Linked DNA regions of Homo sapiens: all the other regions are linked to region 2. The links are chromatin contacts, found by Hi-C or POLR2A ChIA-PET in ENCODE. All regions are on one chromosome and are shown on one strand. The core of a region is the stretch at or near the end of the contact, and the rest is flanking DNA. Distances in the headings are between cores, read along the strand shown.

Region 1 (3,329 bases), core at 351-2,850, 140 kb before region 2:
GAGGATTACTTAGAATGTGCTACAGAATATTAGTTATTATTATACTTGAGCATAAGGAGTTTGAAGATATGAAAGACCTAGAGGCCAAAGAAGTTTTCTCTAGGAGCTTGTAATCTGGTGAACACGTATGAACACACTGGAAGGACAATTCAAGTCTAGATAATAAGGTATAAAGTTGAATTACAGAAGAAGAGAAAGAAAAAAGTAATTGAAGCTGTCAGAAAAGGAAGAGATTGGCTGGGTGTGGTGGCTCACGCCTGTAATCCCAGCACTTTGGGAGGCTGAGCTGGGCAGACCACTTGAGGTCAGGAGTTCAAGACCAGCCTGGCCAACATGGTGAAACCCTGTCTCTATTAAAAATACAAAAAAAAATTGGCGTGGTGTTGGCTGTCTGTGATCCCAGCTACTTGAGAGGCTGAGGCAGGTGGATCACCTGAGGTCAAGAGTTCGAGACCAGCCTGGCCAACATCATGAAACCCTGTCTCTACTGAAAATACAAAAATTAGCTGGGCGTGGTGGCGGGTGCTTGTAATCCCAGCTACTTGGGAGGCTGAAGCAGGAGAATCGCTTGAACCTGAAAGCTGGAGGTTGCAGTGAGCCGAGATCACACCACTGCACTCCAGCCTGGGCAATAGAGCGAGACTCCCTCTTAAAAAAAAAAAAAGAAAATTATATCTGGGGAAATGGAACAAGCAGTTTTGTGCTTGGTGTATTGGAGCACAGAGAAGCTCAGGCAGGAGGACCACATAGAAGGCTGCTAGAATCTAGATGCCAGGAACTAACAATTTGGAGCAGCTTGGTAATAATTGTTCTGGAAGGGAAGGATGATTAAAGAAGTATTTTTTAAAAGAATTGACAAAATCCCATGAATATAAAACCATATCAAAAAATGATCCCTCTCCCTAGGGTTTTGAGTATAGAATAGGCAAGTCATTTTAAAAGAACGGTGCTGAATGCAAACTTGGCAACACTAGGGAGAATATCTTTTTGTTTGGAAATTTGTTACTGCTTTTGTCAAACAGAAGCAGACTTGTTTGTGTGAAAACAGAGCAGGTTCACCTAAATGGAGCTGGAAACCAGAATCTCCTTAGAGACACTGAAACATAATAAACCTGAATGGCCCTACTTGGCAACACATAGACACTAAAACAGCATGAATAAATAACATAAAAAATAAAACACAAATAAAAGAACAAATGTAAAGGAAAGAATGAGAAACTGAGAGTGAGAGAGAGAAGCCAGTAAATTACATGTCTTAGAATCAATGACGCTGGAGAATAGGTGAGTAAAGACAAAAATAATGGGGAGTAAGAAACAAGAAAATACATAAATAAGGTAGTGAACTACCTCTTTTGGAAAGAACTCTCACTATATAAGGTCGTTTCTAGAATGTAAACCAATTTTTGCCGATAAAAAAATGATGAAGATGAAGAGTCTTCGCAGGGAAGTAGGGGGGGATGCTGTGGAGTGAAGGATGAGAAGAGGCTCATATCATTTCCTTCCAGGTTATGTTTCATTTCTAGTTAATAAGATACTTAGCATCTTGTGGTTTCACTTTGTCTTAAGAAACTGTGGCCACTTATCCCTACCTATTTAAAACAGCCAATAAAAAGTGAGACAACAAATCATGCAGTGTACCTGACATACCAGTAGAGGGCAGTGGTTGCATTCACACCATCTGCTCACCAACAGCCTTTCATTCCAATTCATAGTCGATTTGGCAAGTGTAAGATTTTAGACACTTTGCTATTTTTAAATCTCCATTTCAGCAAAGGCGAGTATGGTCAGGCTGAATAAAATTCGAGAATTTAAGCGTGGTCTCTCAGATAAAGTCTGGAATAGTGAAATACCTTGGGCTAGGAGTTAGGAGACCTGGCTTCTGTCTGAGCTCAGCAGATAATCTATAGTCTACCTCACTTTGTGACTGGGGCAAGTCATGTGCCCCAACCATGACTGCTTCAGCAATACAGCCAGCGCCTCGATACTTCAGATGGGAAGTCCTCGCTTCTGAGTTAGTCACAGATTTTCATAGTGGGAAGGAACTTTAGATAGCATCTGGTCCAAACTGTCCTTGTTTAACAAATAATAATGACATTAATAATTATGATAGCAGTTAACACATATAGCATTCACTATATGCCAGTCCCACATAATTTGTGTCTATCCTGAATATGTATGTTTTCTCACTTAATCCTTATAACAACCCCAAGAGAAAGGTACTAGTATTATCTCCATTTTACAGAGGAGGAAACTGAACCACAGTGAAGTGACTTCTTCAAGGTGTCACAGCTGGCAAGTAGCAGAGCTATGATTCAGACACAGACCTTTATATTCTAGGAGTAGAGAAACTACAGCTCGCAGATGTTACGTGGTGTATACTGGGTTGTATAACTTATATTAATGCCAGGACCACAACCCATATAAGCGGATTTCTTGTCTCATGCTTTGCCCAGTATATCAGCTGTTTCTCCTGCGCAAAGCTTTAGATATCAATTATAGTAACAAACCTAATTTGCACTTAAAACCTAGGTCGTTTATCTGGAATGTCTAATTCAGGTACTAATTGTACACCAAGGGCAAAATTTCCTAGCCAAGGATGAAGTCATATTTTTCACTAAAAGTAATAGGTTGTGCATACTACACTTGAAAGAGAGAATTGGACTTAGGATGTGTTGGTTTATAATTTATTTTCCTATTATACAATTGGTTTCACTTGTTTAAAATCTGATGACAAAGTTTAGCCTAAAATGAAGTCAAGAGTCTTAGTTAAAGAGATAGCAGGCTTTAAGCCCCAAAAGAAATACCAGGGAAATTTAAGTAGCTTTGGAGAAGCAGCAACAAGACTTGGGCCACTTTCATGATACTCTTAGCTCCCTGAAACACTTTGCATGTATAAATGGGATAAGAGAATTAGAGCCCAATTATATACTTTCCAGATAAATGCTAGTTTAGTTTTGGGTTTGGGAATTCTCCTAGTGATGATCTCATTTAATTTATCTTGGTAAATACCACAACACCTGTGAAAAATCCCTAATTTAAAAGCACATAGAGCAAGCATGAGGGGGCAGGGCTCCCAGACTGCACTGGAAAGTGAGACCATGGAAGAGGAAGCTGACTTGTCCGGGAGCCTCAGGGAATCGGCTCAGCCATTTCTGGCCCCACTTCGGTATGAGTGCATTTTTTAGCCAAAGTGCCATGTTCAAGGGCACGCTTTGCCTAAGGCCTATGGATTTATTTCAGGATTGAATATTTGACAAGCAAACAGGACAGAGTCACTAGTATTTATGGTAAGGTGGAGGCAAACCTAAAGTGAGTCAGGTCATTTTTCA
Region 2 (3,054 bases), core at 57-2,556:
AGCACGTAGGTGCCTTCCAAATATGATCCTGAAGAAGGTGCAGATAAATGAAAAATTGGATATACAATAAACCACATACCTCTTTATGTTTATATATGAACATATTAAAGAAGGTTGGCTTTAGTAGAGTATGATGCATATTCTAATTATATCAATATTGGATGCATTGTTAGTACCATTTCTCAACTTCATTTAAAAATCACTTTCAGAAAATACAAAAAATAATTCTGAAGATTTTAACCTTAGGTGCCCGTAGATCATTTTCTTAGGAAACTGCAGCTTTTAGAAATGCTGGACATACTTTATCCAAAGCGTTATAACTGGTCTTCCACAAGCCTAGGATAAAGTTTTCCACAGAAACACTACTACAGAAAAATGCCACATGCCATGGATTAAACACTGAAACCAGCTAATCACAACACATGAGAGCAAATGTAGCATGTTCAGAGAAGTACAAATATGTTGAAACATGTCTGTCATGAAATCTGATCTTAACAATCCTCTGAAGACTAGCCTTTTTGCAAAGAGAACTTATGACTAATATACCTCACGGAGGGGGTCTCAGTTTCTAATAGAGTTAATTTTATCTGCTTTGATGATGGAAACGAAAGACACCCTGGAAACATCCTCTTAATTCTAAGCACCATCCACTCTTTTTGAGGGGGGAGAGGGAAGCTTTCAGTAATTCCCAGTGTGTCTTATACTGAATATATAGAAGATGGTAAAGCAGGGCCAGGTAATTCCAACACTTAAACTGCTACTTAACCATCCACATATTAAAGGAGTTTACATGGATTGTCAGCTATGAAAGAGGTTTCTCAATCTATATCCCACTCCACAGTCAACTCTCCTCACAGGTGCTCTTGGCTGTGGGGCACTCATAATCTCAGAAGCCGATAAGGCTGCCAAGTTCAAGTTGCCGTGACTCTGAACACAGTATAATATTCCCATTCCAAGCCATAGCCCGTCACTTTTGTGGCTGTTCAGATGAGGGCCCTTCTTGGTACCACTCTGACTCACATACACTGGCTGAAGTCATGTAGCAGGTGAAGGACTTAAGTGTCACTAAGTTGGTTTCCAGTTGCTTCCAGGAAAAAAAAAAAAAATCCCCGGCATATAAGATTCTTGCTCCTGACACCTGGCACTTTCTCCTTGTGTTCATGGCTGCAGACAGAAGATCTGGCCATTACTGTTTTGGCTTCAAGTGCTGCCTCCCACACACATATTGAGGGGCTCTGCAACAAACAGAAACCTAGGGACACTGACATTTTGGAGGCAGGGTGTAGAAAAAAACACTGTATGTGTATCTGAAAACTCTGCCATGCATGTCAGCCCTGACACGCCACTTCCTAGCTCTTCTAACGTCAGAACATTCTGTGTTAGGAGTTGCTAATCAGTCCAATATCATATGTAGTTTAACGGTGTTGAAACACATTTGCCAGAAAGGAGGCCAAAAGGAAGGGCCCCTCTACTGCTATCTTCTGCAAAAGATCTGATCACTTGTGACTGCAGCCCCTCACTTTGCCCCCAGGTGTTTTCTCCCTGTGTTGTTCTTGGGCGTGTTTAATTTGGATTGAGCATCCATGGAGCTGTGTAAACATTGAGGTCCCATGAATATTGCAATATTAAACAGCAGTGGTAATTACCAATAGACCCCTCAAAAAGCAATCGAATAGCAAACTCACCTTAACTTGGCCTTTGTATCTCTGGCAACGGAAAGCTCAAAATGCAGTTCTGTCATTTTTGCACAGTCATTTACCTTGACACCCTCCCTCTGCCGTGGAATCAAATCTCCATGTATAAAAATAAACCTAGAAACTTTCTGTTCACACGTTTTGAGGTATGTGCACCAAATGACACACTTTGGGAGGTAAGCACGAGTCATGGTAACTGACCACATCCTTTATCTTTTCATCCTAAGACTTAGCAGAACTTTATCTTTACAATAAAATGGCCTTTAGAAGTGGGTATCACCAACTTCAGAATGTGAACATCGTTACTGAGAAAAAGCATTTTCCTTTTAAACAGAAACCAACAGCCATGCATTAAAAGGCCTGAGGAAAAAAAAAAAAGTGGAGCTACCACAAAACAAACAAATATTCAGCTTGGTTTCAGGAAGCTTAGAGAGGATCAAACAAGGCTTTCTCTATTGAAGTTGTTCGAGAACATTTATGGTTATTTCAGCTTCAGTTTCTATTTACGCTGCTGGCTTTTATGCCTCGACCTCAGGAGGGCATTCCAACTTCAGGTTAACTCACAAGTAGCTTCAGAAAAGTTGGCCTGAAAATCCCACCCCCAGAGTGGGGGAGGGGAAAGCACGATGGTTCACATTGGTTTCCAAACACCTTTCAAACCACTGCTTTGGCCTTGAGTCGAGGATATCTCAAAAATTGGGGAGAGAAATTCCACGGAGAGAGGGTGAGAAAGGTTTCTCATGGTGTGAACATTCATATAGGGAGACTGTCTCTTCCTGCGGGATGAAACCAGGAGAAGAGAGCACCAATTTGCGGAGCCCTCGTGAAGGTTTCCACTCAGGAGTTTGCAATTTTCTGTTGGTCCCTAGGGAGGAAGATTTAGTACATGGTTGAATTTCCAAGCAAATTAACTTCCAGAATAAAGGAGGAACTATGCCAACCCTTTGCAAACAATATTTTTGTTTTATAAATCTATTTAGTTTTCAATTCTTCGTGCCATTTATCCTCATAACCATGTTTTGGTTGGTATTTTTAATCCCCTTTTGATGGATTAGGAAATTGAGGTTTAGAGATTAAGAAACAAGCCCAAAGTTATACAATAAATACATAGAAAAGCTAAGATTCAAACCCGGGTCCTTTTGCCTCTAATGTCCGAGTCCCTTCCAATACGCCACACAGCCCCTGACCACTCCCTTCCGTTAACAATGCATATTGTCAGCGGTGGAAAGAGGAAGAAACTTTTGGAGTAGAATACTGAACAGTTTTGATTAGGGAGCGGATGTGAGGCAGAGGAAATATTATCACTTTGGTGGTTGTTACTATGTCCCCATCCTTTCATGGAAACATATGGAAGTTTTCT
Region 3 (3,510 bases), core at 759-3,258, 170 kb before region 2:
TATAGTTTCTTATTACCTTGTCGTGGTATTGTATCTGTGACATCTCAATAAATTCTTAAGTTTCTGCACATCATATAAAAACAAAGTAAAGGGTCTCAGGGATTGTGAGCTCCCTGGGGATGGGAGTGTTGTTAGCAATAAACAAATACTCAATGAACATACTGACTTAATAGTCTGAGTCAGGTACTATTTTAATACTCTTTGTAACCATTTATAACATTTGATCCTCCTTGGCTGGCTTAGTAAATGTGTGTTAAAATGAACTAAAGCAGCACATGTATTAGCTAGATGGCTACAAAACCACTATATTATTTAACCAGGTTCTCTATTTGCAAAGTTCTCATACACTTTTAAAATACAGTCTATGCATTTATATCATTTGATATAGATTTCAATATAACAAAAAGCATGTCTATTCTTAAAGAGGGTCTTTTTTATTACTTGTATGGAAATGGGCCAAGGTTCTTGGACTCAAGAAAATTCCAGTATCTCTCCTTCACAGGAGACCAACAATAAATACCTGAGGGAATTATACCTAAAAATAATTTGAGTGCTGAACTGTGTTGTTCCACTATAGGAGTGGAAGTACAGTCAGCCATAACTCTAGCATTCCGTATGTGAAGATGAGGATAGGGTAAATTCTGAGACCCTAAACTTGTATTTTCTGTTTCCTCCAAATCTCTCTATGCCAGAAATCTATTTTCTTATGTCAACCATCAGCCCCACTACACTCCTCTTCAGTGGATTACAAAGTGGCTACAACTCACCAATTCAGTCCTGGTTCACTTATGACCATCTTGGAGCTCATCTTCCTAGATTTCTGCTTCACTCTAGCTCACAGTTCACAGCTGCCTGGCTGCGAAGGCTCCAAGAGGCAGGATCCCTCCAGAACTTACTCAGCTGAGTAAAAACAAAAGGCCAAGATCAAAAGCAAGTGATTGGCTAGGCCAGGTGCTATTAGGTGAGGAAGAATCTCTCCCTAAACATCTACCCTCAACAGACTGTGGCACCTAAAACAGAATACAGCAGACCCAAGGTTCTTTGTAGCAGAGCAGCAATGACGATACAGGACGAGCCCTTTTCCATTTAATCTACGCCGGGAGTGTTACTCTCAGGACACTCACTATGGAAATAAGAGCTGAAACAGAACGGTGTTCTCATTGCTTACATACTAGGCCACTTGATGGCATGGAACGGGAAGTCAACTCAGTTTTCCATTCCCTTACTGCCAAAATAAATCTTTTGTTTTCCCGACCATGCTTTGTTATGGGGCAGATTCTGGCAGGCACTTTATGACAAAAGCTACCTCGATATCAGGAATCTTAGGCCTTTCACAAAGAACCTCACATTTGAGAAGACTTGAGGTCAACTTAAGTGACATTTCACAAGATCACTTACAGACATCATCAGGACTACAAATCAGGCTTGATCTCTCATGTTCAGTACTTCTCCTGTGACCCCAGGCAGACTGATAAAGTGACCTGCGAGAACCTAATCAAATTTAGGAGTCGGTCTCTCGACACCGAACGGGCCCGACCGGCTCCCACTTAATCTACCTCTCACACTTCGACCCAGTGTGGAGCTGGGGGGGAATAGTCGAGGAAGGCAAAAGAAACGGCTGAGGGAAAGGGGACGCAAAGAGAGGGGAAACAAGGTTCCAGAAAAGCAGGTAAAAGGGCAAGCAAAGCAGGGGTAGGAGCCGCGCAGAGCCAGGAGCAAAGGGTCCTGGCCCGGCCGCCATGTTCCCTCCTCCCGCCCCTGCATGAGCACGCCCGCTGGCCCGGCAGCGCCCTCCCGTCCGCGTCTGGGCTGCAACACAGCCTTTCCGCCCACCTCATGGTCCGCGGCGGCTCTTGCCCAGGCCGCAGCCACACACCACACACGCTCCACCCCACTCCTCACATTGTCGCGCGCGCCCAAAAAAGACCATATTTAAAGGATGTGGCCGCGCCGACTCGGCCCTGCGTGATGACGTCTCAGCGACATAGTGGGCGGGGCCTTGCGTCTTGACGGCTGCTCCCCTCCTTTCCTCCCGCCACAAGCGCTCGCTGTGGTTCTGGCAGCGAAGTGCGAGACTGGGCTCGCCAGGCGGAAGTGGTTGGAGACTGCGTGTTTTCCTAGAAAGTCCTCGACCTTCGTCGGGGAGAGGAGGGGAGTGATAAATTGGAAGGCGGACAAGCGACAAGTGCGGTACTGGAAAGACCCAAACATACTTGGTTGTGACCTCAGGCAAGTTTCCTGACTTCCGTAACCCAAACTCCTCATATGTAAAATGGAGATGAAATTGTTACTGCTGCATCATACGGTTTTTTGGAAAGGATTAAATGAAACAAAGGAAGAAGCTGTGCTCTGCACAGTACCTGGCACATAGTAGGGCCTCATTAAGTGCTCCTTCACCTCCGCTCCACTCCCCATCCAGTTTTAGCTGTGAGTTCAAACACTAGTTTTGTTCTCATCCATTACGGAAAGATTTATTGACCGTAAACAGAGTACTTTGTGCTTGGTGCTGGGTACACATGGACTAAGACTGAATACTGATTTTTCCAGTGCTTTGGATCTCTGGCAATCTAAGACATTTACATTAAATACAATAGAAAGTAATAAACTACATAAGAAAGGTGTATAGATTGAGGTTAGAGGGAGAGGAATAGCTAGTGTGAGGGACAAAACGCAGTTTTGAATAGTATTGAGTACTTACATGTCAGTTGCTGCACTGAGCACCTGCCGTGTGAGCTCATTTGAAGAATGTGGGTATGTGGAATGAAGAGAAAGGGCGTTCTAGACAGACCAGCACAAGTGTCAAAAGACAAAAATTTGACACATCTAAAGATCTCAGTTGGCCTTATTGCGATTCTGGAATCAGGCAACACTTCATTCCATAAAATGGAATGAGTGTCCCAATGAGTGGAACAGAGGAGGTTGGCATTACGGACAGAAAAAAGGTCTGTAGAAAGTAGAAACAAAGAACAAAAAGCAGATTGATCATTTCAAAGTTACTTTCCTGGTAAGGTGGAGACAGACAGTACAATAGAAAGATAACTGATTGGTTAACATCAGGTTACTTCAAGTTACTCTTTGCTGTAGGGACTAAAACAGAGGAAATTCATTATCTTGCTGATTGAAAATTGAAACTGGCCTGTTACCTCTGTCTCCTGATTTCTTGGAGGGCCACATAACTCAGTTTCGGTGTGGTGAGCCTGAGTGATACCATTTTTATTTTAGTCTGGTCTCTTGGGGTCTAGTGCAGAAGTTCTAAACAATGGCCTCCTATAATTTTTTTTAATACAAGGAACTGCATAAACTTATTGCATAAACAGAATCTAGTGTGTGCTATTAGGGAAGCATGTTCTACATTTTATTTTAAGACAGAGTCTCCCAGACTGGAGTGCAGTGGTGTGATCTCAGCTCACTGCAACTTCTGCCACCTGGGTTCAAGCGATTCTCCTGCGTCAGTCTCCCTAGTAGCTGGGACTACAAGTGCATGCCACCACACTTGGCTAATTTTTGTAT

The links. A loop is a pair of places that touch in the nucleus more often than their neighbours do. ChIA-PET counts read pairs that join two places held with the same protein, here RNA polymerase II (POLR2A). Pooled maps may share reads with other maps.
Region 1: a map of CD4-positive, alpha-beta memory T cell shows a loop between it and region 2 (4-fold over the local background). The contact joins two enhancer-like sites. A Hi-C loop is called at or near these places in 3 of 168 maps with a recorded cell type or tissue (CD4-positive, alpha-beta memory T cell, GM12878 and naive thymus-derived CD4-positive, alpha-beta T cell), 10 of 37 single-sample maps with no recorded cell type and 14 of 50 pooled maps. POLR2A ChIA-PET finds 5 or more read pairs at or near these places in 3 of 52 experiments (Panc1, activated CD8-positive, alpha-beta memory T cell and activated T-cell).
Region 3: a loop to region 2 is called in a pooled map, with 10 times the contacts of the local background. The contact joins the promoter of RORA-AS1 here to the enhancer-like site in region 2. A Hi-C loop is called at or near these places in 1 of 37 single-sample maps with no recorded cell type and 8 of 50 pooled maps. POLR2A ChIA-PET finds 5 or more read pairs at or near these places in 1 of 52 experiments (activated CD4-positive, alpha-beta T cell).

The regions. Positions count from the first base shown.
Region 1 is chr15:60,506,336-60,509,664 of GRCh38, forward strand. All of the region lies in intron 5 of RORA (RAR related orphan receptor A), which reads right to left. All of the region lies in intron 2 of RORA-AS1 (RORA antisense RNA 1), which reads left to right. Among named protein-coding and RNA genes, the nearest start is that of RORA-AS1, 29 kb to the left of the region's middle. RefSeq lists an enhancer at 1,838-1,947. Within about 2 kb of position 1,601, at least 3 of the 41 ENCODE cell types and tissues checked have a DNase peak (open chromatin) inside an H3K27ac peak, as active enhancers do.
Region 2 is chr15:60,648,150-60,651,203 of GRCh38, forward strand. The region is part of intron 2 of RORA (RAR related orphan receptor A); the gene reads right to left. LOC105370846 (a long non-coding RNA gene) reads left to right here. Exons shown (of 5, transcript XR_007064663.1): 5 at 1-3,054. Among named protein-coding and RNA genes, the nearest start is that of RORA-AS2, 32 kb to the right of the region's middle. RefSeq lists an enhancer at 1,992-2,493. Within about 2 kb of position 1,307, at least 4 of the 41 ENCODE cell types and tissues checked have a DNase peak (open chromatin) inside an H3K27ac peak, as active enhancers do.
Region 3 is chr15:60,477,170-60,480,679 of GRCh38, forward strand. It overlaps RORA-AS1 (RORA antisense RNA 1), which reads left to right and starts at 2,009. Exons shown (of 6, transcript NR_120342.1): 1 at 2,009-2,229. ICE2 (interactor of little elongation complex ELL subunit 2) reads right to left here and starts at 1,973. Exons shown (of 16, transcript NM_024611.6): 1 at 1,834-1,973; 2 at 768-900. The coding sequence starts at 808. RefSeq lists enhancers at 805-924, 1,247-1,774.